Linked DNA regions of Mus musculus: regions 1 and 2 are each linked to region 3. A link is a loop called in an ENCODE intact Hi-C map of the cell type or tissue named here. Cell type or tissue: heart. All regions are shown on one strand. Each heading gives the region's core, and the rest is flanking DNA. Links, peaks and the distances in the headings are about the cores only.

Region 1 (10,069 bases), core at 597-8,596, 60 kb after region 3:
CCCCCACCTCTACTAGAATGGGCCCCAAAACTACTTCACTGCCCAGCTCTATTCAGAGCTAAAGGACCAACCTCTCTTCTGAGATAGAAAGAGAGGCTGCTAGCAAACACAGAAGTGGATGCTCACAGTCACCTAATGGATGGATCACAGGGCTCCCAATGGAGGAGCTAGAGAAAGTACCCAAGGAGCTAAAGGGATCTGCAACCCTATAGGTGGAACAACATTATGAACTAACCAGTACCCCGGAGCTCTTGACTCTAGCTGCATATGTATCAAAAGATGGCCTAGTTGGCCATCACTGGAAAGAGAGGCCCATTGGACACGCAAAATTTATATGCCCCAGTACAGGGGAACGCCAGGGCCAAAAAGGGGGAGTGGGTGGGTAGGGGAGTGGGGGTGGGTGGGTATGGGGGACTTTTGGTATAGCATTGGAAATGTAAATGAGCTAAATACCTAATAAAAAATTAAAAAAAAAAAAAAAAAAAAAAAAAAAAGAAAGAGAGGCTGGCCAGCCTACGGTTTATGGAACAACAGAGATACTATGTTAGCCATGGGTACCAGGAGAAGCAAACAGGCAGTGGGTGGTGAGGAACGGGGGAAAAAAAAACACGGTTGCATCCCTAGTGGTCTCCAGGTCTCCCTAGGAGGCAGGCTCAAGCATCCTAGATGTTCTCGCCTATTATAAATCAGACCCAGCCTCCCTCTGCTATGTTGGCTCATTTCTTCCAGCTACCTCCCTACCTAGCTCCTGCCTCAGAACCAGTCTTCTGACCCCTACCCTGTACTCAATGTCATGACCACAAGGATCCTGCTGGAGGCCTCTCTGCCATTACTGCACTAATTTCCCAAAGAGACCCTGTGATCTGTCCTCCCAGCTCCTACCATGTAGCCTACTCACTCTTCAAGATTTCCCTCCTGGTTCCTAACATGCTCCAGTTTATTCCCTACTGCCACAAGACAGAAAATAATCCAAGAGCCCAGGACACAAACAGCACAACAGCCAGGAAAGGTATCTTTCCTTTTGTATCTGCAAAGTCTGGGGAAGAGCTAAGCAGTGTCAGGACCCCTGCCATGCCATGTTCTGGAACACAGAAGGGGAAGTTGAAGAGAAACGAGTCCTGCTACCATCTCCACCACTACACTCAAATCTTATGGACATCAGTCATACCCTGCTTCAGGTTCTCAGGCCGGATCCCACTGACGGCTGTCCTGTAGTCAGTCACTGGCTCAGTTGGCTTGACGTACTTGTCATAAACACACTTCCCATACTGGTTCACGATCGACACACGGGCTGCGATGCTCTCTTCCCCTTTGGGACCCACGCCTACCATCTCACAATCCAGGGCCAAGGCTTTTGTCAAGCTAGGGGAACCAAAGGCCCCAGTGTAATAGATATCACGGGCTGGGATTCTAGGCCAGTGAGCCAAGCCTCATTCTGCACCCCCATGACTGCTGGGCAGTCATGGCTCAGTGCTTGCTCCTCCTCCCATGATCCCAGCCCCAGAAGGAGTAACATTGCCAGCAGCTATGGCCCGAGCTCAGCTTACCCGCCAAAGGCTTGTTCCTTCTCCAGGGAGATGGTCCTCTTCTTCTGCCCCAGCCTCTTCCGTACCAGCATGGCTGCCTCTGGGCCTATGGCATCCTCAATATCATCTGGATCCACATCATCAAACCAGATGTCTTCCCTATGAGACAAAGATGAGAATGCCTGGCTGTGAAAAGACCCAGGACACAGATGGATGCTTCGCGAAAGGACCTCTGGCAGGATGGCTCCCCCTCTACACTCCACACTCAGTCCAGCTGAATCTGCTCTCACACATTCCTTTATTATTTGTATCCTGTTTTGCCTGCATGCACCCATGCATTATATTTATCACTTGCATGCCTGGCGCCTGATGGCCAGAAGAGGGCATGCATCATCGGATCTCTGGCACTGGAGACTTAACTCAGGTCTCTAGAGGAGCAGCCAGCACTCTTAACCCCTAAGCCACCTTTCCAGCCCTCACTACTGTTCTTTTAATTTGCAAATATATCTATTATCCAAGACTTAGGAGAACTACAGATAAAACAGAATGTGAAACAGAAGCATGTAACCTACTTCAGTATAATGACCAGGCATTTTCCAATTACACAATAGGTTTGCTACTGGTCAAGAAACACAAGCAGAGGAGTGCATGGCAGAAAGGGACCTGTGAGCCAGGCACACGCCTTTAATTCCAGCACTAGGGAGGCAGAGGCAGGCGGATTTCTGAGTTCGAGGCCAGCCTGGTCTACAAAGTGAGTTCCAGGACAGCCAAGGCTACACAGAGAAACCCTGTCTCGAAAACCAAAAAAAATTTAAAAATTTAAAAAAAGACAGGGACCTGTGCCTTGTACCCTGTGCACACTTTGGAAGCATGAGAGAGTTGATACTGGGTGCTTCATGGCTATCTGGTGAATTCCAGACATTCAGTATCTTTACTCAAAAGGTTCAACTGATGGGCCGCATGCTTCCTGCTCATTTGCTTTCTTCACTAGGATACCCTGACACCTCCTGCCACACACACAAATGCTAAAGTAAAATGCCTGTGTGTCTTTCCTGCTTATATCAGCCTTAGGAGGGAGGGGCCTTGTAGTCTCTCCAATCCAGCCTGCTTATATAACTCAGCAGAAGCAGTTAAACTCACGTCCCTTTACCCTTCAGCAGCTGAATCTTGTAGCCTGTCATGGGCTCACTTAGCTTGATCTGACACAACTCTCATAAACACACTTCCCATACCAGTTCCCAAAGAAATGTTCTCCTTCCCCTTTGCCCGCACCCTCCACTGTATAATCCCAGACCAAGGTTTTCTTTAGGTTTAAGGGAAGGCAGGAAAATCCTAGGCAGCAGGAAGCCAACCTGCCTTATAAGCATATCCCATCCAGGCTAGGTGTTATCACAGTGCTCATTAAGCAGGCAAAAGACACTAAGCAACACATAGTGCACTTCAGTCCCCCTAACTGTACAGATGACCACACTGAGGATAAAAGGATGCAAGAAAGCCATCAATTGGCAAAAAGGCAGGACTGGGTTTCACAGGAGTCCTTCTGGGTCCAGCACACACTATGAAAAAGTTTTTGTTGGCTCTTACCTTGTGCCAAGCTCTACACTGGGGCCCAAAGACACAGTATTATCTGTATAATAGGGTCTGCCTTTAGCAGCCCACACTCTAGGAGAAACAAGGGACGAACAAACAAATATCACAGGGTTGGGTAGAAGACTGTACCAGGGCCGAACGGTGGTGGTGAAGACAGTGGATCACCTGTTTCTGTGGATGTTCCAGGCACCACAGCAGAGTTGATACTTACTCAGTGGGCGTGGGCTGATTCAAGATAACAGCTGCCTCCGTAGCTTTCCACTTAGGCTTGAGAGCCCCTTGATGAGAAGAGATGTCACTATATGTCCTCTTCTTGGCTCCTTTCTTCTGCTCTGTTCCAGAGGTATCTGTGGGAGGTACTAGTATCTTCCTGTCCGTAGGTGCAGATGTAACAGAACCCCTAGTGCTCTTGGCCTTTTCTGTCCTCTGCTTGTCTCCCTTTGATTTATCTGAGGCCTTTTTTCTGTTCTGCTGGATTATTTGGGGGTGCATTTTGTCATCCATCTGAGAGACAAGAGGTTTTTCTGCGGCCTGTGACTTTTGTTTCAGTAGCTAATGGAATCAAAATTAAATATAAGCCACATTTATTATTTTGTTAAAAGCCACATTTAATTTTGAACTGACATACCACAGGTTCAAGAAACTTGTGTGTACATCTATTCTATCATCCATGCACTTCCCATCACCACTAATGGTGCTTTTCACTTCTTTATTTGGAGTTTCACTTAGTGACTTCCATGGTCAACACTGTGGGACACAGTGATCACTTCCGTTATCTCTGGAGGCGGCTACAGCTCAGAATCTAAGGAAGACCTGGAGGAAGGGAGTTCAATGGAAAGAAAGAAGTCCTGTGAAACCAGATAGGGCTGATCCATGTAGAGGAGAGGTCCAGGAGACCAATTTCTTCCTTGTGTTCAAATCTCCAGTTAAGACCACAACAAGATGGCAACCAGCTGAGAGATGTTGCAGTGAGTTTCTACTTATTCACTCCCCTAATACTTAAAAGGCCTGAAGGATTTAGATTCTTGTAGAAACCAGAGCCAAATCCAAGTTTCCTTTAGTAAACATGTCCTCCCTGCACACTTTACTTTCTTGGGAGAAAGAACAAGAACCAGCATACACAGCCCTGACTGTCCACAGGGTTTGGCTGCTCCTGGGTGTCCTGTTGGAAGATCCACACTAAGGAACAAGGTGGAGTGTTGTTATGGAGGCCAAGAAATTCCTTATTGTCTTTCTTACTGAGGCTCCATGACATACACTCCTCAAGACTCCCTAGAAGTCGACAGTGAAGGCATATTCAGCACCCCAGTTCTGCTGTTTACACCGTATGTGACCTACTTTCAACTCAAACCCTGTAAGTTATGTGTCACAATTTCCCCGTCTAAGAAACAAGGGCAGTAAAAGCATCTAACTAAGCTGGGCGTGGTGGCGCACGCCTTTAATCCCAGCACTCGGGAGGCAGAGGCAGGCAGATTTCTGAGTTCGAGGCCAGCCTGGTCTACAGAGTGAGTTCCAGGACGGCCAGGGCTACACAGAGAAACCCTGTCTCGAAAAAACAAAAACAACAAAAAAAAGCATCTAACTAGTATGGAAGAATTTATGAATGGGGGTAGGTATAGAGGCTCAGGACTAGGGAGGCTACCTAATGTAGGAGGACAACCACTAGTGTGGGTATACCCTGAGCTACAATAGTTCCAGAACCACTGGGCCAGAGTTCTGGGACATAGTTTAAGACGTTGCCAGGGTGGCAACCTAGATAAGTGATTCATAATTGAGAAAAAGAATTTGAATGAAGCAGAGGGCAACATCCCTTCCTCCTTCGGAGTCTGTGGCTACCTGACAGAAAGTTCGGGATGAAGGTGGCCTGTCGCCGGTCTCACCTCTTGCAACGCCTTCCAATTTTGAGAAAAGTTCTCGGGGGCCTTCGGCGGTCGGCCTGCCACAGCCGCCGGGTGGCTTCCCGGAACCCCACTTCCTGCCAGAGCTTTGCTCTTCCTGAACTTCTTCTTGGCTTTCTTCCTAGCGAGCTTCCTGATAGGCCCAGGTTGGGGCACCGGCGCGGTGGCCTTCGTCTTCATCTCCCCGCTCTCCGCAGTCGGAACCACCAGGGAAGAGACCGCGACTCCAGCAACCGCGCAAGCACACATTTCCCAGGGTGCAAGCGTGCTCCACTGCGCATGCGGGAACCCGGGTTGCTGTTCTCTTCGCGACCTGCTAGAAACCGAGACTGCATCTTTGGTTCCGCACGTATGCGGACTCTGCGACTAGCCCGCTAGTTAGCACTGGGGGCTGACAGCCCTGGCTAGCAGCGCTGCGGTTGGATACCCAGAGTTTGACGGAAGGGAGCCCAGACCTTCACAAAGATCTGGTGTCCCGGAAGGCCGCAAATGAGGAGACTCTGGGACACCGGAAAAGGCTGGGGGACTACTCTCGGTGTGGCACTCACGGGGGTACGGAAGAGGCGGAGGCGGGTCTTGTGTAGGTTGCCCTATGCACAACCACACACTGCGAATACCGAAGCCTTCCCCACGTCTCTGGTTTACTGACTGCAAAGGCACGCCAGCAGTGTCCGATATTAATGATAAAGCAAAATTTAATTGTGACTATATACGTATACATATACATTCTTAATCGCAGTGTTAATGACCAGCAATCTATTCTTGATCCTGATAGTGCAATACAGATGGGGCGGTCACAGTTGAATCGTTTGCCCTCGGGTTTCTCTGACTAGAGATAAGCAGCAAAGCCAACAGACCACGTAAGAAGGTTTGGGAGACTTGGTGGTGGCTGTTAGGAAAAATATCCAATCAGGACACCCCCTCCCCGGCACCCCCCAAGACCAAGTTCTGAGCACAGAGAAGGCTAGGCAGATTCCGCAACACACTTCAAATTGGCAGTTAAAGAGACTAGGCCTAAGGTATGGGCAAGTCCAAGCAACTCGATTACTAGTAGAAAAAAAAAAAAAAAATCCAGGCTCTAGCCTTCGCACCTGTTGGTATTCTGTCTGGACTCCACCCCCACCGAAACCTGGCAACAGCCAGATATGCTCCTCCACACAGTTACCTGGTAGCAGCTAGGTAGGACTGACCCTATAAAAGGGGCTGCTTGCCCCCTCATCCCTCTCTCTTTCTCTCTCACGCTTTTGCCTCTTGGCCCCTTGTTCCCCCCTTTCCCCATTCCCTTACCCCCTCTCTCCATATGCTCATGGCCAGCCTCCAATCCTCTCCTCCCCCTCCCCCTCCCCCTCCCCCTCCCCCTCCCCCTCCCCTCTCTGCCTTTGTCTCTACTACCCTCTTAACTCCCCTCCCCATGCCCCGAATAAACTCTATTCTATACTATACCGTCATGTGGCTGCTCTCTCAGGGGGAAGGGATGCTGAGGCATGGGCCCACTGAGGCACACCCTTCCCCCACACCCTGCCAGAACAGATCTTAGTAGCTCTTTCTCTTTTTATGATCACAACAGCACTCACTCAGATAATGGTTCTGGAATGCCTAGAGATAGAATAAGATAAAGCCCATCTACCCCAGAAATCCAGTGCGCTTTAAATCGAGCCTTCAAGCTCACTTGATGGTCTCTCTATCTTAGCAATGGGAGACCCCAGCATGCTGGACTTCTGCAGAATAAAACACTCTTTGCGGTTACATACTATTTGAGTCCAGGGTGCCAGTTTTGGGGGACCCTTACAAAAAGAGATTTATTTGCCCCAGAGGGTAGGAAATAAGAGACATAGATATGAGAGAGAGAGAGAGAGAGAGAGAGAGAGAGAGAGAGAGAGAGAGAGAGAGAAAACAAAGTAGAGGGAGGAGGCTATTTGCCCTGGGGGGTGGTACCTCTGCCTACTGATGAAACAGGAATGGCACTAGGAAATTGGCAGTTTATGAAGATATAAAGGACGAGGTGTTTAATTTGTTTGTTTGTTTGTTTGTTTGTTTGTTTTTCGAGACAGGGTTTCTCTGTGTAGCCCTGGCTGTCCTGGAACTCACTCTGTAGACCAGGCTGGCCTTGAACTCAGAAATCTGCCTGCGTCTGCCTCCCGAGTGCTGGGATTAAAGGCGTGCGCCACCACCGCCCGGCCGGTGTTTAATTTTTAATTGGACATGTTAATTATGTGAGTCAAAGGGGGCTTTTCCTTGCTAGACCTCAGTGCTTTTATAGCTGGACTTTGGTAGTCAGCCTCAAAAGGAAGAAGAGACCAGATAAGGGAATGCACCTTGGTGGCTAGCCTTAGGAATGTAATCTGATGGTTTTTAGCAAGGCAGAGGGAATGGGGAAAGGGCAAGGCCTGCCAGAACCAGGCTCACCATCTCAAGTTGGCCAGAGTCCCTTTAGTGGTAGTCATGATGCTGGTGGGGTATGTGCCAAACACCCTTGGCACCCCTCTCCCTCTTAAGTTAGAGACCCAGGGAATCCAGATGAGTTCAATGACTAGGAGAGAAATGAAATTTTGTAAATTGCAAATTTAGCATTTGCTTAGTTTTCTGTAGTAGTTTGAGGTCTAGAATCTTCTGTCATGGGACATCAAGGTTGTTTCCAGCTTCTGGCTATCACAGATTTATTTATTTTCATTTTTCTGTTGGTGCTATTGAAAGACTCCAAAAGGAGCTCAGGCCTCAGGACAATAGACAAGAACTCACGACAGACCGAGCTTGTTGCAAACCACATGAGGCTTTATTCAGGGAAAGCCAGAGCTCTGGGGACGACTCATATCCCACGCAGGGGTAGAGGAGTCGACCTCGAGGGGAAAGAGTTCCCAGTTTTTATAGGCCCTCAGGGGGGAAAGGAGAAGGGGGAGATTAGGGGATTTCCAGATCTAAACAATGTCTATTCTCAAGAAATGGGTATGGGAGGGGTACAAGGAAAGAGTCTAATGAAGGTGCAGCAATGGGCACACACCTGGTCAGAACATTGGCAGACACACAGGTTCGAGGAGTGGCCAGAGCATTGTGCACCTCTATTTTTCTAAATCAGTGAAGCTAGTTCTGCTAACACTGACAATCTTGCCAATTTCAGGGCTTCTGTGTCCTTTTACATTCTGCCAGGATCTTTCACTATCAAACCTAAGGCTTCACACATACTACACAAGTACTCTCTCTACATCTATACTTCCAGCCTAGGAACTGGGATTTTAACTCATTTGTTGATTATTCCTGTGGCCTATAATGTCAATATTCATCTTATTTTCTTTTTTAAAAATTTTGTTTGTTTCCAGAGAAATAGCGTGCTTTTTTATTTAATGTATGAGTGCTCTGCTGCATATACATTCACCTGCCAGCAGAGGGCATCAGATCCTCCTATAGGTGGTTGTCAGCTACCATGTGGGTGCTGGGAATTGACCTCAGAACCTCTGGAAGAGCAGACAGTGTTCTTTTTTGTTTGTTTGGTTTGGTTTTGGGTTGTTTTTTTGTTTTTTTGTTTGTTTGTTTGTTTTTCGAGACAGGGTTTCTCTGTGTAGCCCTGGCTGTCCTGGAACTCACTCTAGACCAGGCTGGCCTCAAACTCAGATTGCCTGCCTCTGCCTCCCGAGTGCTGGGATTAAAGGCGTGCGCCACCACTGCCTGGCTCAGCCAGTGCTCTTAACCACCGAATTTTTTTCATGTAATACAATTTGATGATGTTTTCCCCTCCCCCATTTCCCCCAGATCCTGCCCACCTCAGTCCCACCCAACCTCATGTTCTTTCTCCCTCCCTTCCCCCCACACCCTCCAAACCCCCAAAATCTTAATAAATACAAATACTAAAATACAAATCCCACATGGAATCTGGTGTTGTCTTGGTCAACTACTCCTGGAACTTGGGCCTATCCTGGAGTGTGGTTAATAAACCCAACAACATTCTACCGGAAAAAACTTACTTTATGTTTCCCAACAGGCTATCAATTGATTAGGGGTGGGGCTTTGTGTCTACCTCCCCTTTCTCACTGCTGGAGTTTTGTCTGGCTTGACCAATACAGGCTGTGTGATGTTGCCACAGTCACTATGAGTTTAAATGTGCATCAGTCCTAGGGTAGCTGAAAGACACCTTCAACTCTGACTCTTACCATCTTTCCACCTCCTCATCCAAATAAGTCCCTGAGCCTTGAGGAGAGGGTTCTGACGACCCATTTAGGGCTGAGTGCTCCGCAGTCTGTCTGTCTGTCTGTCTGTCTGTCTCTATCTATCTATCTATCTATCTATCTATCTATCTATATATAGTTCAGTTGTGGGTCTCTACTGCAAGAAGTGTCTCTAGTGAAGAATGAGGGATGCACTGATGTACCAGGATATCATTAGGTGTCATTTTATTGCCATGCTCCTTTGGCAGAATAATAGTAGTCGTTTTTCCCCTAGGCCTATGACACGTGTAGTCTCAGGTTCTAGCAGCTTTACCAGTGTCTGTATGGCTCCCACTCAAGGAGTAGGCCTTATATCCAATCTGAGGGTGGTTGGTAACTCTCTAACTATGGGTTACAGACCTAATTTAGTCTAGTTCCTCTTTATTTAACTTTGGTAGATTATTTAAGAAATTCATCAGTTTCTTTTAGGTTTTCCAGTTTGGTGGACTATGTTTTTAATTACTCTGTTTCCATGGTGTCTACTGTCTTGTCTCTCTTTTCATCTCTAATTTTATCAACTTGGATCTTCTCTCCGAATTTTGATTAATTTGGTTGAAAGTTTATTGACTATCTCAAAGAACCAACTCTTTTTTTTTTAAAGATTTATTTATTTAGTATATGTAAGTACACTGTAGCTGTCTTCAGACACTCCAGAAGAGGGTATCAGATTTCGTTACGGATGGTTGTGAGCCACCATGTGGTTGCTGGGATTTGAACTCTGGACCTTTGGAAGAGCAGTTGGCGCTCTTAACCACTGAGCCATCTCGCCAGCCCCGAACCAACTCTTCATTTTATGATTCTTTGTATTGTTTCTGTTTGTTTCTATTTTGTTGATTTCAACCTGAGTTTGATTATTTCT
Region 2 (10,069 bases), core at 1,384-9,383, 1.4 Mb before region 3:
AAGGGGCACAACCCCCTAAGTCCAGGTAAGCAGAACAGGCCACCTTCTCTGCAGCCCCTAAAGGTCAAGTCCTCTAACCCTGTGGCCGCTACATATTTTTAAAGGTATTTTCTTCTTAGATGTTATAAACTACCTATTAGAATTCAAAGGTGAGGGCTGGCAAGATGGCTCAGCGGGTGAGAGCATTGACTGCTCTTCTGAAGGTCCTGAGTTCCCAACAATAACATGGTGGCTCACAACCACCCGTAATGAGATCTGACGCCCTCATCTGGGGTGTCAGAAGACAACTACAGTGTACTTATGTATAATAATAAATAAATCTTTGGGCTGGAGAGAGTGGAGTTGACCTAAAATTCAATTCCCAACAACCACATGAAGGTTCACAACCATCTATATAGCTACAGTGTATTCACATACATTAAATAAATAAATAAATAAATAAATAAATAAATAAATAAATAAATCTTTAAAAAATTCAAAGGTGATATACAAATTAGAAGAAACATTTGTGTATGAATATGTGGATGCTCTGTATATACCTCTGTGTGTTTGTGTGTGTGTGTGTGTGTGTGTGTGTGTGTGTGTGTGTGTGTGGCTGTGCAAGTAAGCAGAGCAAGGGGACACTGGTGGCCCTCTGCCTATTCCCCGGAGGTGCCATTCTCACTGGAACCTATGCTGAATGCAGCAGACTCTGTAGTCCTGCCTCTGGCCTGCCTCTAACTCAGTGTAGGGTTGTGGGTGGGACCAGCCGTGCCAATATTTTTAGGTTAATTCTGGAGCTCCAAACTCATGCCCACATGATTGTGCAGCAAGCATTCTTACTCACTTCCAGAGGTCCTGAGTTCACTCCCAGGAACCACACGGTGGCTCACAACCATCTGTAACGGGATCTGATGCCCTCTTCTGGTGGATGTGAAGACAGCTACAGTGTACTCAGATACATAAAATAAATAATTAATTCTTTGAAAAAAAAGAGATAAGTAAAAAATATGTGCATGGCTAGTGAGTTAGCCCAACAGGTAAGGATGCTGCCTCTAGGCCTGGTCTTCTGCATGTGATCCCCGGAATCTATTAAACATGGAAGGAGAGAACCAACACCTGCAGGTTGTCCTCTGTATCCACAAGTATCCTCACACACACACACACACACAACGTGTATGTGTGTGTGTGTAATATAGTTATCACTAAAATACCTAATACTTTCAAATTTAACGGAAGTTTTTGTTTTGTTTGTTTGTTTTCGAGGCAGGGTTTCTCTGTGTAGCTCTGGCTGTCCTGGAACTCACTCTGTAGACCAGGCTGGCCTTGAACTCAGAAATCTGCCTGCCTCTGCCTCCCGAGTGCTGGGATTAAAGACGTGCGCCACCTTGCCCGGCAAGACACTTAAAAAAAAAAAAGAAGAAGACTAAAATGGGTGTCAATTCTAGAGCTCTATGTCAAAAGCTAATGGCATGGCCCATGCTTGGCCCATTCAGACCCATAAGGCAACGAGGCAAGGGCCACATGAGCCCAACCCCTACCAGAGTGGAAACATCACTTTCTGTTACAGAACACAAGAAAAAAAGGGAAAAGTGTCCCTGGAGCTAGGGTAGTGAGCCCAAGCCAGGCAGCACAAGTTCATGGTGCTCCGTCAGTGAGCTCTATGTTTGTGGACAGGACAGTCTCCTAAAATTCCTCCTTCTAAGGCCCCTGGTGGTTCACTTACTCTCCAGTCTATTTTCCTGCTCCCCCAAAGTCCAGCTGCCCAGAGACCCTGTGTGATCAGAGCCTCCTCTGGGACAGCTGTGGCCCCGAGAGCAGCCACCCACCAGGATTCCTGTAGCTCTTGTTCCTAAAAACATGTCAGCAGACAAGGCCTCTGACTTTGCTCCGGGAATCATACAGCAGTTCTGCTAGTACTGCAGCTCACTTGGGGCACTGCTAGAGGGGAGGACATGGTGGACTGGGGAGCGGAGGGGTTAGTCTACCTCTGCCTTCCTGTCATCAGTAGGTGGCTGAGCCTGGACTTCACACTCCCTGGAAGAACAAGGACTTGCCTATTTTGTGTCCTCAGGGCTTGGGGCATTTGAGAAATGCTTCTTAAATAAGTGCTGGAAGTTGTCAGGCCAGCAGCAACGCAGACAGGAGCCCAGCTACATCTGGGATGATGCCCAGTTCCCTGAACTCCAGCCCTATAGGGCCAAGCAAACCAGCCCAGGTCTTGAAAGAACACTGCTTCTGTCTGGAGAAAAGGCCTAGCTCCTCCTTTAAGGGCACGCTGTGAGGCTTCCTGCTTCCTGTTCCCTGGAGCTGGTAACCTTGACTACAGTCGGTCAGGTGATCCTGGGGGCCAGCTCTATCAGAAATGAAACCCACATTCCAGGAGCCCCATGCTCACCTCTAACCGGTTCATTAAGTAGTCTGCCCACTCCTTGCTCCTGGGGTACAGCTTTCCACTCTATGTGCTCCAACCACGTCCTCAAAAACATCCTGGTATCTCCCTAGCAAGTGCCCCTGGGCCTCTGGCTCTTTAGCCTCCAGGGTCAAGGATTAGGAGGGGTCTAAAGGGCTTCTTGGTAGGCCTACGCCCCTCTCCAGGGAAGATACCCTAGCAGGACCCTGAGTCCCACCCCACCCCCATGGGCACTAAGCCAGAGCAGAGGGCTGGGGTTGGAGAATAAGGGAAGGTATGTGTCCTCATTGCAGAGAGGAACAGGCTCAGGGAGAGAGCAAGAACTCAGTGCTGTTTCTAGCCCCACCACCCTAGGACAGAATCCTCAAATAGCCAAGGTGTGTGTGTGTGTGTTCGCACGCAAATTCCCTTCGCACCTGGGCCTGGTGGAACTCCTATCCAGGTTGACAAAAAACGACAAAAGACCCAGGGCCAAGTCTGATGTTTAATGAAAAGACCTAGGACAACAGAGCTGTATGAAGGGGTGCTTCTGGGGACAGAAAGGAGAGACTCCAAGAGTGCATTCAGGATGCTCAGAACTCTCTGAGGGTAGCCCACTGTCCACAGCTTCTCCACTAGATGGCCTTATCGCGGCACCTCTGCAGTAGATAAAAACCTTAGCAGGGGCAGGAAAGACCTTGACCACAGCCCTTCACTGCTCTGCCCTACTGACCACTCACCGTTCAGGATGTGTAATTGGTCCGCAGTCTCGCAGAAACCTAGGGGCCCAGGCAGTAGTAAGAGGGGGTCGGGCGTCACCCAGGAGGGTCACGGGCTGGGGACACTCACCATACTTGGGAAAGAAAAGAATCTGATCTTCTGTCAGGTTGGCTTCCCTGACTCGCCGCTCAAACACATCCAGGACAGAGTCATTCACTGGCAGTGAGCGGACTGTGGGGTAGGCAGAGTTCCAGTGCTTTCAACATGGCAGGGAACCCAGGACACACAGCCAGGTCAGCTGTGTGTCCCTGCCCCATCCAGTTCCCACCCCATCCCATGTGTAGCTGTTCATCAAGGGTGCCTACTGCCAAGAGTATGGGGATAGAAAAGGAATGAGAAGGGGTGTGTGTCCATCTGGGGACGCCCTGTCCATCAAGGTGGACCTGGAGGATGCAGAGCACAGGTCATGTGTGAAAAGCACAGGCCATGTATGATCACAGGACTAGTCCGCACCGTATAGTTTCACAGACAGCTTCCTTCCCTGTTCCAGGTACAGGATGGCAAAGCTCTGATAGTCAGTCTCAGCAACCACCATATGCACTGGTCCACGGGCCCGTGAGACTGCGGCAGAACCACAACAGCACATCAGTCCTTTCCCCTCTGCCTCCAGCCCAGAGCCCTCTCCCTTGATGCCCCTGCCTCACCTTGGAACAAGAAGCGGCCAGGGACCCCTGTGTTCTCAAAGAGTTGGCGTACCTGCCAACATATCCCATCTCTGGGGAGGGGAAGAAGGTATGTCATAAGAGGAGGCACCCAGACTCTAGGAACCCCAACCCAGGAGAGGCCATATGGGATAGCTATCTAGGCCACAGAAGAGCTAGAGATGAGGTTTAGAGTCAGGAGGGCAGAGTAAGATGGGCTCAGGGGCTGGGATGAAGTCCTGCTGGGACTCACAGCTTTCGGAAGGTGCTGACAGCCATAGCTGCACCCTGGGGAGCTGCGTGCAATGTGGTGGCCTCAGCTCGGTGTCCCTGCTCCTGAAGAAAGCGGCACGAAGAGCCCACAGCCACCAGGAGCCATGTCCCTGCAAACTGGAAGTTGACTATGAGTGCTCAGGACTGGGGAAATGGGGCACCCTGGACCAATCCCGCCAAGCTAGGCAGGTTCTTATTGCTCTTTTACCTACCCCCACTCACTCCCAGATTTTACCTTCTGAGCACTGAAATTGACCTGGGCCTGGATAGTGCTGATGGGGGAGGTAGACCCAATAGGCTTTCGAGTCCTTTGGCCCAGCGAACTGGCTGTCAAGAGCAGGGTGAAGAACAACACAGCCCCTGGAGACAGCATGGCCAACCTGCTACGGACAGTAGGTGACAGGACAGCGAGGTGGAGGGGTGCACTGTCCTAGGTCAGAGTCCACTGTCCAGTGCCACAGGAAGCACAGTCCAGGAAGTCCACATCTGTCTTCCGATTACTGAACCCCTAACCCAAGCCAGGGTCCATCCTAGAACCTAGCCTTGATAGGAGCTGGGCATTGTGTCCCAAGTGCAAAGTTAAGAGTTGACCTCTGCACCCCTATTTCCACTTGTGGTCAGTGCTCAACCCTATGCATGCAATAACTGTCTTTAACTCCACAACCAACAAGAACGTGCTCATAAAGTCACTTGTTCAAAGCCCAGCAGCAGAGAGAGCAGAGGCAGAGTCTCGAACCGGCCCAGCTGAGCCTGGCTCAATCCTCCGTCCTTTAGGGTAGCCAGGAGTGAGTACTGTTCTGTGAGTCAGAACGCTCGGAAAGTAAGAGTTTGCGCAGGCGCATAAGAAACGCTGGCTGCTAGTCGGAGCCTGAGGCGCAGGCGCAAGACGGGGAAGGGGGGGGGGGGGGAACGGTCCATCGATGCCTCGGGGCTCTCAGCGTCGAGCCTGGCGCCTCCATAAAGACGTGGAGGTGGAGACTAGAGCGGCGGCGGAAGCCGGGCGCAGCGCAGCGGGCAGAGGCACCGCGGTGAGTCCCGGCTTTGGCCCCGCCGTGCTCACTCACCTGTGTCATCTGCCCTGTCCCCAGTCACCAGCCTTGTGCCCCATTACTCCCAGTCCTGCATTCACCAGCCTTCTGCCACCTTCGGTGTCCCTTGTCCCCGATCGTGGCCTTCGTTTATTTTCTCGGGCCTGGTCCCGGTCATGGGCCTCGCTCTGCCTTGTCCTACTTTAACTGGCTTTTGTCACCTTCACGGGCTTTGTTCACTGTCACCATATTTTTTTCCTGCAATGTCTACACTTGTACAGCCTTTGGTGGCCTTATCTGGCCAGTGATGGCCTTGGCAGGTTGACGTCGTCCCAATCCACCCTCCGGTGTTCAGTGGGTGAATGAAGGAGCTGCTGCCCACTCTAGCTAAGCAGCAAAGCGTGGTCCCTGATGTCTCCTCTGACATTCAGAAACCCCAATCACTCTTAACCACCCTCCTGGCCAGGCTGTCTCCTGAGTCCAGAACGACATATGCCACTGGCTAGCAGGAACCCCTTCTCAGAAGAAAGTCAGCCTTGGCCTGAAGTCCTATAGCAGCAAGGTCAAAGACAGGGTGGGCTGCTAAACCTTGGACCTGCCAGTTTGAGCAGCCCAGACCTGTTTGCTTGTCTTGTGCTCACCTGCCTCCCTGTGCCCTGTAGCATTGGGGAAGGCATCAAAGGCCCCCACCTGGAAAGTGGGGCTGCCCCCCACTTCGCAGGTTCTACCTGGCCTAGTAGTACTCAGGGGCTTGCTGTCTGGTCCAGCAAGTCCTTTGGTGTCCTGGAGAATGTAAGGTGGTGCAACGTTACTGCCTGGGTCCTTCAAGAAGTGTTGGGTCTGTGGTGGGGCAGTGCTACTTGTACACACAAAGAGAGATGCACACATCCCTCCCCTCCCCCCGCACATGCTCAGTGCAGTGGAATTCTCCGGTGGGCAGTTGGTGGGGCTAGCTAGGACTGCCATGTCTGGAACCCCAGACTATCAGTCTCTCCCTGGGGTTGGCGATGAGGAGGCTTGGGTTCAGAGCCGCCACTGGTGGGTTTCAGGACCGTCTGGGCAGAATGTCACGATGGATGAGGGGGGCCTGCCCCTGCTCCCCGACAGCCTTGTCTACCAGATCTTCCTGAGTTTGGGCCCTGCAGATGTGCTGGCTGCTGGGCTGGTATGCCGCCAATGGCAGGCTGTGTCCCGGGATGAGTTCTTATGGAAGGAGCAATTCTACCGCTACTACCAGGTGGCTCGAGATGTGCCCCGCCACCCAGGTCAGTACACACACCCCTAAACCTGCTGGCTCAGGGCAGGGGCTCATGGCCCAAGGACACACGGGCCATATTGGGGAAGAGGGAGTCTCTGTGAGCAGAAGGGTGCCCCCTGTGGCTGAGACCTAATTAGTGAGTCGTGAGTTCCAGAGTCCCTACAAAACATCTCCCAGTAGCCATGCTGTCTGTCGGCTCTCAATCTTGACTAGTGAGGGAGCCTTGCATGCAGGAGTGACACTATATTGCCCACAGCGGCCACATCCTGGTATGAGGAGTTCCGGCGGCTCTATGACATGGTACCCTGTGTGGAGGTGCAGACACTGAAGGAGCACACTGACCAGGTCCTGCACCTCAGCTTCTCCCACTCGGGGTACCAGTTTGCCTCCTGCTCCAAGGACTGCACGGTGAAGGTGAGGGTGCCTCTCCCATGCAGCAGAACTCAGTGGGAAGAGAAGCCAATGGTGAGAGAAGCAGAGAGGGCCACATAGTGCCTGGAGGCCTGCTCTGGACCACACAAGACCCAAAGCTTAGAACAGCTCTAATCTCTAGCTCCCAGGGTCAGCCCTCTACATTGGTACGATGTCATAAGAGTGGGTGGTAAAGACCTAGGCCAAGGTTCTTGCCCCATGAGGACCCAGAACCCTCAATGGAGAAGAGTCAGGATTTGCTGTGCTGCCAGAGTGAACTGGCCTGGTAATTACCCTGCAGCCTTTCTGGAACAGATCTGGAACAACGACCTGACCATCTCACTGCTGCACAGTGCAGATATGAGGCCATACAACTGGAGTTACACCCAGTTTTCCCAGTTCAACCAGGATGACTCACTGCTGCTGGCCTCAGGGGTGTTCCTGGGGCCACATAACTCCTCCTCAGGCGAGATAGCTGTCATCAGCTTAGGTAAGTGTGGGCATTGGGTTGGGCTACCTGTCCCATTGTGCCCTGCCAGCAGTCTGCCCAGCTGTGGCCTTCCCCCCAGACTCCTTCGCCCTGCTGTCCCGTGTGCGAAACAAGCCCTATGATGTGTTTGGCTGCTGGCTCACAGAAACCAGCCTCATTTCGGGGAACCTGCACCGCATTGGAGATATCACCTCCTGCTCAGTGCTGTGGCTCAACAATGCCTTCCAGGTTCAGACCGGGACAGGGACAGGCTGGGCAGACAAGTGGGGTAGGGCAGGGAAATAGAGAAGAAGGCATGGGCAGGGCTGGGCATGGAAGGGCAGATGCAGAGCCCAGGGTAGGCTGCTCCCCAGACATGGCCCTCTGACCAGCACCCAACTGTTATCCACAGGATGTGGAGTCAGAGAATGTCAACGTGGTAAAGCGGCTCTTTAAGATCCAGAACCTCAATGCCAGCACCATCCGCACAGTGATGGTGGCTGACTGTAGCCGCTTTGATAGCCCGGACCTCCTGCTGGATGCTAGCGACCAGGCTGGGCTCCCCTGCCGAGTCTTTGACCTAGGTGGGGACACTGAAGAAGAGGCCACTGACCCAGGTTTGCACACTTCTGGTTCTGACCACGTCAAGAAAGGTTTACGGCGTGTGTTTGATAGCGTCTTGGATGGACACGGACAGCTATCGGATTGTGCACTGGAGACCAAGGTGGCTGAGCTGCTGGCCCAGGGCCACACCAAGCCTCCAGAGTGCAATGACGCTGACACCAGGAATAAGTACCTCATCTTCACCACTGGCTGCCTCACGTACTCACCGCATCAGATCGGTAATGGTGGGCAGGGCAGGGCTGGGCCTGGGACGGTCACCAACCACTGTGTTGCTCCCCAGACCAGCAAGTCCATAGGCAAAGCTTGGCTCATGCATTGAGATACTGTTCTGCCTTGGCACACTTGATCCTGTGTAAGAGTGGTGAAAACCCAGGCAGGGGATTGGTCAGCAAGTGAGCGGGTGCACAATTGTGCTTAAGTCTGAGTGTAGACAGTGTTTGTGGACTCTTAGGGCTGTTCTTGGATTGGGAGTGCCCTGGTGGTAATGTCCTTGCAGGCTCTGGATGACCCCTCACCCTGGTCTCCATGCAGGCATCAAGCAGATCCTGCCACACCAGATGACAACTGCAGGGCCCGTGCTGGGCGAGGGCCGGGGCTCTGATGCCTTCTTTGATGCCCTGGACCATGTCATTGATGTGCATGGGCACATCATTGGCATGGGCCTGTCTCCTGATAACAGGTGGGCCTGGTGAGCCAGGTGGGGCACCACAGCTGGCCCTGTATCTAATAGCATGCTTGTACCTAAGATGTATGCTATCCCTTGCTCAGGTACCTGTATGTGAATAGCCGTGCCTGGCCCCCTGGCTCAGTGGTAGCCGACCCCATGCAGCCACCACCCATTGCGGAGGAGATTGACTTGCTGGTGTTTGATCTCAAGACCATGCGAGAGGTGAAGCGAGCTCTTCGAGCGCACCGTGCCTACACACCCAATGACGAGTGCTTCTTCATCTTCTTGGATGTCAGCAGGGATTTTGTGGCCAGGTGTGGGCTCAGGTGGGCTCCAGGGCTTGGGTATGGGCTTCAGCAGGTGGGTGTGGGCTCATCCAGATGCTATCCCACAGTGGGGCTGAAGATCGGCATGGCTATATCTGGGACCGCCACTACAACATCTGCCTAGCCAAGCTGCGGCATGAGGATGTGGTCAACTCCGTGGCTTTTAGCCCCCAGGAGCAGGAACTCTTGCTGACAGCCAGCGACGATGCCACTATCAAAGCCTGGCGTTCACCACGCATTGTTCGTGTTCTGCAGGCTCCACGCCCTCGCCCCCGCCCTCGCCCCCGCCCCTTCTTCTCCTGGTTTGCCAGCCATAGGCGCTGAAGGCTTCAGTGATTTGAGCCATTGGAACCTACTGGGGAAAATGGTACCCCGTGGTTCTTTATTGCACTGGGGCAGAGTAGCTCATAGCAGCAATGCCTTAGGAGGGGCAGCCTGACCCCAACACACACACACACACACACACACACAAAACCTGCTCACTTAGCCATAAGGCTTAGCACTAGGGTAGCCCTTGTTGGCAGCACCAGATCCCATGCTAGCCTCTTGGCTAGCTTGGGGTACACAGGTCATTGGGAACCCTGTTCTTCACCTACCCTCTTCCCTTGGGTTGGCAGCTCACACAGGTCCAAGCTGGCTTCTGCCTGGGTACCTTTCATATTCAGCCAAACCCACACCCTTGGATGTCTTGAGTGTACCCTGGGCAGCAGGCCACAGGCACTGGTCTCTGATAATTCAGTTTTTGCTACTGAGTGGCCTGCAGTGGACTGTGGGTGCTGCATGCTGCACTCCTGAACTGTTTGGGCCTGAATAAACAGTTGGCAACAGCACATGCCATCTAGTCTGTTTGTAGCGAGGGGCCCCAGGCCTTGCTGGCCAATGTCGTCATGGTGATGTCTGCCTCTGGTCCTCCAAGAGACTGAAGAGTGAGCTGGTTCGGGTGCGTAGTCCTTTGACTTCAGGGATGCCTGTGCATGGCTGTGAGTGCTAATGGGTGCAGGAAGATTGACCAGCCCAGCCTGGACAAGCACCCAAAAGAGGGTTGGCTCCATCCTCCCTCAGGAGAGTTCCCTGGGCAGAGTATAGTGATACAGATCTGTAATACTTGCTCCTCGGGGGGCTGAGGCAGGATGATGGGGAGTTAAAAGCCTGCTTGGATACAAAACAAATCCAAGGTTGATCTAGGCTACTTGGTTAGACCCTGGCTTGAGAAAGTAAGAG
Region 3 (9,656 bases), core at 1,657-9,656:
CCGACACTGTTAATGATACTCTATTATGCTTGTAGACAGAAGCCTATCATAATTCTGAGAGGTACCATCTAGCAGCTGATGGAAATGGATGCAGAGACCAATAGCCAAAACATTAGATGGAGCTCAGGAAGTTCTATAGAAGAGGCAGGGGAAAGACTAAAGGACCTGGAGGGGATAGGAACCCCAACAAAGACCAACAGAGTCAACTAACATAGACCCATGGGAGCTCCCAGAGACGGAACCACCAACCAAAGAGGTGGACCTAGGCTCCTACACACATAGCACATGTGCAGCTTGATCTTCATGCTGGTCTCCTAGCATCTGGAGTGGGGACCGTCTCTGATCCACTGTTGCCTGCCTATGGATCTGACTCCCCCAACTCCACCACTTGTCTGGCCTTAGTGGGAGAGGATGCACTTAGTCCTGGCAGTGACTTGATGGCCAGGGCGGGGTGGTATCCTATAGGGGCCTCCTTCTTCTCAGAGAAGAAAGGAAGCGGGAATCAGGAAAGGAAATGGGGGCACTCGAATTGGGATGTAAAGTAAATTTAAAAAAAATTCAGGGCTCCATTCCAGCATATCAGAACACTTCATCTTTCACTGTCCTAGAGTTCAGAACTTAGGCTGGGTGTCTATAGTGGAGTGGCTGTGCTAACCACTAATATCTCCGACTCATGAAACACACAGGTTGAGCTCTCCCTGCATCCCTTCCGGCTCCACAGCCAGACAGCAACTGCTGCGCTGCAGGATGAATGAGGGCCTTGAGCCTTGATCCTCTTAGGAACCTGGAGACAGTGACAGGGAGGGTGAGGAGCTAAAGCTCAAGAAAGGAGCTAAGAAAGGGGGACAGGGAAGCCAGCACCATGCCGGGGAGTCAAGGCTAGTCAGGCCACCTCACCTGTTCTGGACAGTGACCTTCATAGGGACAATTCAGGGCTGTGCTCCCCAAAGGAAGGAAGCCATGCTTCTGAGGGACACAGCTTCCAAGAGGCAGGTGGTACTGGGGACTGAGGTACTCCAAGGAAGGAACTACACCTGCTACCTCAACCAAGAGGTGGTCCGCACGCCACAGTAGCACAGAAGTGGGGAGAGAAAATATTCTACAAGCCTACTCCAGATGTTCAGGAGACTCCTCATTTACCTGGCCCCGGGCCAGCTGGATCTTTTCATGCAGCCGCTGTCGCAGAAAATCCAGTGCAAAGACAGACTCCCGTGCTGTGCCTTGGCTATCTGCAGGGAAGAAAGCTGAGCTGAAAGGAAGTTGCCCTCCCACCACTTCTCCTCCCTACCTCCCTCAGGGCCAAGTGGGGATTTACAGGCCACCATTAAGAAGTTCTACCCAAGCTCCTTTAAAACACATCCCTTGCAGCTGCACTATGAGATTGGTTCCTATGACACAGAAAAACAAGTAGTGCCTTGTCACCAGGTTGTCATGCAGCACAGGACAAACTCCGGCTAGCACTGTTGAGCAGTGGGGACATTTGTGTCTAGGCCCATCCCAGCCCTGACCATGCACATCCTGGAGCCACTTACCTTTAGGGGACCCCAGGGAGCTCAAGCCCTTCTCTTGTTTGGATACCATTGGGTTCTTGGGCCTAGAAGAGGTAGGAGGCTTCTTGCCCAGGGCTTTAGTCTTGTGATCCATAGCTTTCTGTTCCTGCTCCGGAGACTTCTTTTGTGTTTTCTTCCTTTTCTTTTTGGGGGCGCCAGCAGCTTCTGAGCCTTTTGTTCTGACACCTGAAATGCAAAACAAGCAGAGTCCCTTTTCACCAATTCAGCAGAGGAAGAGAATGCAAAGAACCAGGTAGCTAGGCCAGCACCGCCTGTCCAGAGCTACAACCACCTCCTGCCAGGGCAGCAGGCAGCTATGTGTCTATCACCCCTTAGTACTTGGAGGCCAAGGCACTAGAATTCCTGAGAGTTCGATGCCAGGCTGGGCTACATAGTGAGATCCTGTCTCCAAAGAGCAAAAATAAATTATTATTTTTTAAATGCAAAACATACTCACCCACTTGGCAGGGCAGTTATGCACATGAAGAATAGAATACCAAATATGGCTTCAGGGTGGTCACCACCCGAATATCTACACATAACCACCTCTTCTAAGTAATGACAGTACTGCCACACACTTTCTCCTCACTGCCCAAACCTCAACACTAGGCTCATGGACAACAATTTCCTCCTAAATAAAACCTGCCAGCAGGGTGTGGTGGAGCACGCCTTTAATCCCAGGACTCAGGAGACAAAGGCAGGTGGATCTCAGTGAGTTTAAAGCCAGTCTGGTCTACAAAATGAGTTCCAGGACAGCTAGGGCTACACAGAGAAACCATGGAAAGACAAGACAGAGGGAGGAAGGGGAAAGGGAGAAAGGGGGAAAAAGAAAGAAAGGAAGGAAGCAAGTATACCAGCCTTCACCTTGGAGGCGCGCTCCTTAAACTCAGGAACCAAACACCAAGGCTTAGAAGTCCCTGAAACTGACCAGATTCACTAGATCCCCTCTTCCCCAAGCATAGATAAGAAGGCAGAGCATCACTTAATCAAACAGAAGTACATGAAATAAATACTCTCCAACTTTTGAGCTGCCTGCAAGTTGTGCAGTGCACTTCAGGTTTCCAGCTTTTGTGATCCATCACCCATGCTGGGGTAGACTTTGGTGGTAAAGCTGTGTTTGAATCATTTCCACTCCTGTGAGTCACCCCATAAGGCTCAATTCATTTGCCTCTCTGGACTTCAGCAGTATTCTGCCTTTGGTTCTGCCAGAGATTTCCTGGAAAGAAGCTGTCTGCAGACTGACTCCTCCATGTGACTAATAGATAATAAACGTTTTGGAATATACTCACTTAGCAGGCCAACCTAAAAATTAAGAATGCTATCAGCACCAGGCACACCTTTAATCCCAGCACTCCACTTCAGAGGCAGATGCAGACTAATCTCTGTAAATTCAAGGCCAGCCTGGTCTACAGGGTCCAGGACATTACAAGCTACACAGAGAAGCCCTGTTTGGGGGACGGGAGGAACTGCCATCAGCATCTAGTCCTAAAGAAAGCTGTCATTTTGCTATATGACCTGGTATACACTCTAATGTATTTTAAACCTGCTTTGACTTTCTTCGTTCTGTCAAACTTCAAGAAACTACTTCAAGGAATATTTTCCCTTGGAAAATGGGACTTGGGGAAACCTAAACCCATGTTTACAGGCCACCATCATTCTAAATGGGCTCCAGACCAAATGCTTCATTGTGCTCACGTGCAGCATGTGTGTCCTGGCTGAGCAGGTACTCATGTGTCTTCCTACATGATACCACACAACAGCTCTCACACACATTAGGCAAGTACTCCAACACTAAATCATACTTCCAAACCTCCTTTTTCTTTTGGTAAATTTATTACATTTTAATCATGTGCACCATAAATGAGGGTGGCTGATGGGAACAATCTGGTCCTCTCCTAAGAGCTGTAGATACACAGAACTATTGCACCCTCTCTCCAGCTCCGTTTGTTTGTTTGTTTTTAACACATGATCTTAAGCCAGGCGGTGGTGGCACACCTGGGAGGCAGAAACAGGTGAATCTGAATTCAAGGCCAGCCTGGTCTACAGAGCAAGTTCCAGGATAGCCAAGGCTACACTGAGAAACCCTGTCTCCAAACAAGCAAACAAATAAAAGGGGTCTCAGTATGCAGTCCTGGCCATCTGGAATTCACAGTAATCTTTCTTGCTTGTTTGCCAAGTGCTGGTGTTAAAAGGCTTGCAGACCACCTCCCACCTGTGCCTCCCAGACTCGTTTACTTTTATGAGTGCTGTTTGTAAGTATGTCTGTGCATCAAGACCATCCCTGGTGCCACTGAGAGCCAGAAGAGTGTTAATGAGTCCCTAGAACTGGAATTAGGGGCTGGTGTCAGCTGCCATGTAGCTGCTGGGAACCAAATCTGGGTCCTATGCAAAAGTAGCAAGTGCTCTTAACCACTGAGCCATATCTCCACCCGCTCCTTTTACTTTCGGAGAGTTTCCTGAAGTTGCTCATGCAGAGGTGATCACATCCTGTAGTCCTGACAGGCAGGCGGGTCTTGACCTCGAGGTCTTTCTCCTCAGCCTCCCTACCAACCAGGCCCAGACGCAATTAACATTTTATGATTTAAGACTTGCTTCCACTTCCAAAGATAAGGAAATGTTAGCGCTTTAAACTAAACAGCCAAGAATGGAGTGTGCGTTCTTTCAACACAAGAAACACATTCACAGACAAGGGCTGAAAAACACACACGCCAGTAAGAAAACTCTTCACACTTGTAGTAGCAAGCCCGATTTTCTTTCCGTTCGAGTCTGGTAATTTCCTAACTGCCTCCCACTCCTTCAGGGCCCAGAGCTCAAGCTTTTGCTGTCCCCGCGAGTACCCACCCGCTCGAACTCATATCCCTTGCGGGGGGTCCGGCCCCGACCTAGGACAGCGGGCTCCTTACTGACGGCGTCTGCTCCCAAAAGCTGCTCGAGCCGGATGCCTTACCCCATGTGCTCCTCTGTCGTTCAGGGCCAGGCTGCGCGCAGATCTTCTTGGCCAAGTCCTGAAGATAGGTATCCTTGGCCAGGAGAGAAGCCATGCTGCCAACCAAGGCTGGGACCAGAATAGGAAGCTCCCGCGGTGGAGCCCCGCCGGAAGCTCCGTACACGCAGGTACCACCAGTAGAGCGGCGTGACCCCGCCGGAAGTATCTTATGCGCAGACGCAGCCTGGAGCACCGGAAGCCACCCCCAAGGATTAGCCGTAATCTAAACTCCAGGTTAGCAAACCAGCCAGCCAGCCCCGGAAGCCACAGTGTAAATCCGCTAGCAGCTGCTTTCCTCTCGGAGCTCAATTAGCCATGCCTGACGGGCCGGCTACTCCTCAATCTGGAGGCGTTTCTCTGAAAATGGAGCCTGTAACCTGAGAGGGCTGGGCTCCCACCGAGCTTGAAGCCCTCAGGGCCGGGCAGACCTGGGCTACTATAGCTCTTTCCCTACTGCTGGACTGAAGGTCAGAACCCCGCCTGCAGGGGATGCCCAGCATCCTATTGCCACTCCCGCCACACAGAGCAAAACGCAATCAGGTATAAAAAGACGTGGGCCACAACTAGAGACCTGAGTATGGCGTGGATCTTAGATTACATGCGGTAGCAATGAATCTCAATGGTGATGAGCCCTTAGGAATAAGAAACTACTTGCAGATGGCGTTAAAGCTACTTATGAGGAAATGAAGGGAAAGGCAAGCCCAAAGAAGAGCCTGCCCGGTAGTTTTTTGGGTGTGACCCAGCAACTCAGAAGTTCATGAAAAAAGGTGACACACAACTTACATCACTTGTGACTCTGAATTTCTAGAACACTAAATCCCCAAGCAGTATCTCCAGGGAGCTCTGGCCCTGGCCACGCAAGCAGAGGAAAGACAATGGTGCCCTTTAAAGGAGAAGTTTCGCTTTTAAATGTGAACGACAGAATTGACTAAACAATAAAACACTGTCTTTCACTAGGTGGCTAAGCTTTCTCCAGGGCACTTACAAGCTCTTCCAACAGTTAACACTGCTTTGGCATCACTGCTGGAAAACTCCCTCACTGGGGCAGTGACTTGCCCCTAGCTACACATTCCAGTGCTATGTTCTTTTTGGCTATTGTAGGTGCTGGGTCACCTGGTGACCAGCCTATGTTCCTTATAGACCCAGGACTACAACCATGGATGAGGCATGCTGATGGTAGTCAGGAGTGACAGGCTGAATGCACATACCTGCCCGAGAACCATGGTTTCTGTATGTCAGCCGTGAGCCTGGTACTGAGGGGCAATGGGGTCTGAGCTCCCGGTTTCTAAGATCTTCGCTTCTGAGCAAGACACCTCAGCCTTTCCAAGCCCAAGGCCAGTCCTTCTAAGATGCAGGCATGATAGCTCTAAGTAGGATGGCAAAAATAGGTGGCATCAAAGGTACAGGTGCTGCAGTCATATAGCTTGCAGTACTAGCGGATTCTTCATCCATTTATTTTATGTCACGGATTTACTAGATGCCAGGAACCCAAAGCTATATAAGGAGGGGCCGTCCCACTGTTCCCTCCATGGGTGTCAGGCCTCTTGGTGTTACTGTGCTCCTCACATGCGCTGCTTTGTGATGGACAACTCCTGGGAGAGGTTACCCAGCCACTCTAAGGACTTGGAGCTGTTGGAATCCCTCGGCGTCTTTTGGTGTCTCTATTGCCAACACTGTCTTTGCATCTCTGAGTCTCTCACGCATGTGTGCAGGTGTGAATGGTGTGTATATGTATGCCTGTATGTGGTGGACATGTGTGATGAAGTGCCAGCCTAGGCCTCACTCTCCCATCTCCCCCTTACTCCCTCTTCCCATCAATGTAGTATTCCCTGCCCTGAGCACAGTGGCTTAGGTGACTCGGCCACACTGTGGGTTTGGTTGGCCAGGTTTCAGGTCACAGTTTTCTTGGCTGTGGGATGATGCTAGTGTCTACTTGAAGATCCTCCAGCCACATGAGAGATGTGAAGGGGTGGTGGCTCAGTGGCTGCTTCCCCACCTCTAAGGGCTCTTCTTCCACCCCAGAGGCATGGTAGGGAAACTGGAAGCCCCCATCTGGACTCTTTATTTCCATTATAACAGTGTTCAGCCCTGATTTTGACACCTGTTACTACAGAGACATCTTTGGGCCTGCACCTGTCCCACAGCCCATACTACCTGTGATCAGGGGTTGTTTACCACCCCAGCCCCATCTCAGGGCAGCCCCGAACTGGAGTCCAAGTGGCTAAATTGAGCCCCTGAAGGAGAAGTGACCAGAGCAGAGGACACTACTAGACTTAGAACTTCTGTGCTAGCTACCTGGGGTTCTCTGGGCTGAGCGGGCCAGGGCCCCCAGTCTTACCTGGTACCTGTTTACCCCCTTTCTGTTGTTCAACTACAGCCTCTGAACTGAGAATTTGGGACTTATTTTCTGGTTGTAAAAATAAAAAGTGCCATGCCACTTTTATAAGAAAAAAAAAAAAAAAAAAAGGAGGGGCTGTTACTCAAGGAACCCAAGGGCAATCTTGGACTAATCAAGAAAGACAGACAACAGCACAAAAAGCTAATGTTTTATTCAACAGTCTCATCTCAAAAGTAGCAGAAGGAAATGGTGGGAGAATCCAGGAAGACACCCTGGCTAGCTGCCTCTCACACAATCTTGGACAGTCAGCTGTGGCAGAGACATTTATGCTCCAGGCAGCAGGCAGTGGACAGGGCTCTCTATAGAACCTGAACCTAAGGATGGGTAACTGGACTTGACTAAGGTCCACTGAATACCTCACAATTCTAAACAAACTGAGGCTGTCTTCCTATCACCAACCACCCTCCCTATTCAAGGTCTTCAATGGGACAAACTTCCACTGGCAGTCAGGAAGGGAGCCACCTGCTGTAAATAACTGGACAGCATTCCCCAACCATCACGGGGAACTGGCCCTGGCCTGGACAGGTTCCTGAGGCTACAGTGGCTCCTGATCCCAAAGTCCCCAAGGGAGCTAAAACTGAAAAAAGCTAGGCTGTGCTGGGTATCCACAGCACTTCCTTTCTGATAAACTAGGCCCTAGGGAGGGCTACCCTGCGATGGTACCCCAAGAGGCTCAGGTGTGTTCTGTAGGGCCAGGGCCACCACCATGGGAGTGGACAGGGGCTGCAGACTGTAAGGGACCAGCACCAGTCTCCGGGGACGCCAGAAGAGGGGCTGAGAGGCCATCAGCAGAATCTGCGTCGAGGTCCAGCCTCCAGTAAGCTTCACACAGAGGCAGGTCATTAGCTTCGCAGAGACTTGAGCTTTGCCACCACAAGAAACCCCCAGGAGTGACAGGAGCAGGCAGAGGAAAGCCAGGGAGGGGAAAGCAAGACAGATGCAGAGTTAAGAAATGAACATCACCTGACTGCCTCCCCTTCTTCTCCTCTGTGCTGGCCCCTCTGCTAAGCGGTTCTGGCCACTCTTGCATCCAAAGAAAGGTGGTGTCAACAGGCCATGTGACTTAGGCAAACTGTCCCCATGGGTCCTTCTTGACACATAGGACTCTCCTTGTTCCTATCAGCCTCTACCTGTTACCCATCCCTTACCAGTAGGGTAGTGATGAGACTTTACAAAGAGCTCCTGGTGGCAGACCTGTTTCCATCCCTACAGGGTCCTGGCCTAACTGGGTAACAGTCAGCAATACAGGTCTGAGCATTTCTCTATATACCACTACTCTAGCTCTACAGCTCTAAGCCCCAGGCTTTACACATTCCATTTCCTTACATTACACAGGGAAAGCCAGAGACAGGAGGAGGCAAGCACAATGCCTCAGTGGTCATAGCAGTGGCTACTTGGACCACATCTGTTTCTACAGCTGTCTAATATGCACAAGGCCCTAGCTTTCTCCCATGCCTGTCCCCAGCAGTCTCTCGCAGAACTACCCAAGACAAAGGGAGTAGCATCCCCAGGAGAATGGAGGGAAGGCAAAGCCAGAAAGAGCAAGCAGTTCGTATACAGGCAAGAGTAGCCATGCAGAGGGGAAGCTGGGCAACTGGTGGTGGTGTGGGCAGGAGGCTGATAGGGGCAGACAAAACCTACTGCCTCACCTACCGAAGAACTCTGCCATTTAAGGAAATTCCTAGGCATGGGGCAGCTGCTTTACCATGAGGAATATGAGAGAGGTGATTGCCCAAAGAGGACACAGATCATCCCAGAAACGTATGCACGTGATGCAGAGGGGCCGAGGCTTTGGAAACCCAGCACTCTGGGTTCCTATCTGAGCAATTTATCCCCTCAACCCTTGTACAGGACTGAGTCACTGTCCCAGTACTCATCCGCTCAAGTGTCCTTGAAGTACTACAAGGTAGTGACAGGAAGATGTGAGGAACTCACCCTGGGTTGGTCTAAGTCTCTGCCACTTTGGGGTACAGTAGATACTCCCACTTTTCTGCTAAGCTGATGAACACTGAGACCAAAGATAACCCCAGAACTCTCTGGAGAACTTTAGAACTACTGAAGCTTGGCAGTGACACTGAGTCTAAGATGGGAACAAGATGTCCACTGCAGCACTGGACATCTGTAGTTGACTGCAGCTTCTGTGCAGCAGCAGCAGGAGCAAACCTACCACCAGGGGGAGTCAGGCAGGGTGCTGCTGACCGGAACCTTAACTTCAAGCTAATGGGGTGGGGCAAGGCCTCCATTCTCCAGCCCGGTTCCGACGACATATTTTACACTGGACTCTTGATTTCTCAAGGCCTCTCTGGATCAGAAAGTTTCAGGTATCAACATTCTAAGTGGCCCTGTAGAGAGCTATGTGACAGATCCTGCCTGCTGCTATCCTCTGAGACTAACATAGGTCTGACACCAGGAGACTCCAGCTCCATGAATAAGGCCGAGCTGACATCCAGGTATCTTGGGCCCAGGAGTCAAAGCCACCCTGCTTGAGTTCCTTACCCCTCCCCCATCCCACCTCTCCACTGTGAGTCTGATGACATTCACATGGAACTGAATCTCTGAGCAAGCAGTAGGCAGGGCTGTCCCAGAAAGTGAACGTCGTTAGAGACCTGGAAGGCCACAAGGGGCCAATCCAGCCTTGACTAAACTGTCTAGACAGACAAGAGATTTAAAGCAGTAAGACAGAGACTGTGTTGCCCTGGAGGGCTTCCTCGCCCCCTGGGGG

The links. Peaks named below come from ENCODE experiments on the same cell type or tissue, not always from the same donor. Only the 100,000 strongest peaks of a DNase experiment are listed, where the experiment ranks them.
Region 1: a loop joins it to region 3, with 4 times the contacts of the local background. A loop is called at or near these places in 9 of 42 quality-filtered maps.
Region 2: it touches region 3 in a loop (8-fold over the local background); 4 of 42 quality-filtered maps call a loop at or near these places.

The regions. Positions count from the first base shown.
Region 1 is chr2:26,959,056-26,969,124 of GRCm38, forward strand. Rexo4 (REX4, 3'-5' exonuclease) reads right to left here and starts at 5,331. Exons shown (of 8, transcript NM_207234.2): 1 at 4,997-5,331; 2 at 3,328-3,668; 3 at 1,548-1,685; 4 at 1,169-1,362. The coding sequence starts at 5,263. In heart, for the core only: CTCF peaks have their summits at 1,897 (motif pointing right), 5,309, 5,516 and 8,387 (motif pointing right); a DNase peak (open chromatin) is centred at 5,436; H3K4me3 peaks cover 2,272 bases; H3K27ac peaks cover 1,715 bases.
Region 2 is chr2:25,495,794-25,505,862 of GRCm38, forward strand. It overlaps C8g (complement component 8, gamma polypeptide), which reads right to left and starts at 4,713. Exons shown (of 7, transcript NM_027062.2): 1 at 4,301-4,713; 2 at 4,046-4,182; 3 at 3,796-3,866; 4 at 3,605-3,712; 5 at 3,221-3,322; 6 at 3,112-3,150; 7 at 2,857-3,030. The coding sequence starts at 4,438. The coding sequence ends at 3,017. Fbxw5 (F-box and WD-40 domain protein 5) reads left to right here and starts at 4,957. Exons shown (of 9, transcript NM_013908.5): 1 at 4,957-5,093; 2 at 6,143-6,358; 3 at 6,608-6,765; 4 at 7,078-7,252; 5 at 7,332-7,480; 6 at 7,644-8,073; 7 at 8,387-8,534; 8 at 8,624-8,836; 9 at 8,917-9,677. The coding sequence starts at 6,166. The coding sequence ends at 9,172. In heart, for the core only: a CTCF peak has its summit at 3,001 (motif pointing right); DNase peaks (open chromatin) are centred at 3,498, 4,378, 4,978 and 6,314; H3K4me3 peaks cover 2,365 bases; H3K27ac peaks cover 3,418 bases.
Region 3 is chr2:26,898,197-26,907,852 of GRCm38, forward strand. It overlaps Surf6 (surfeit gene 6), which reads right to left and starts at 4,691. Exons shown (of 5, transcript NM_009298.4): 1 at 4,498-4,691; 2 at 1,533-1,736; 3 at 1,141-1,229. The coding sequence starts at 4,591. Med22 (mediator complex subunit 22) reads right to left here. Exons shown (of 4, transcript NM_001033908.1): 4 at 7,071-7,797. The coding sequence ends at 7,608. In heart, for the core only: a CTCF peak has its summit at 9,111 (motif pointing right); DNase peaks (open chromatin) are centred at 4,745 and 9,105; H3K4me3 peaks cover 2,695 bases; H3K27ac peaks cover 2,116 bases.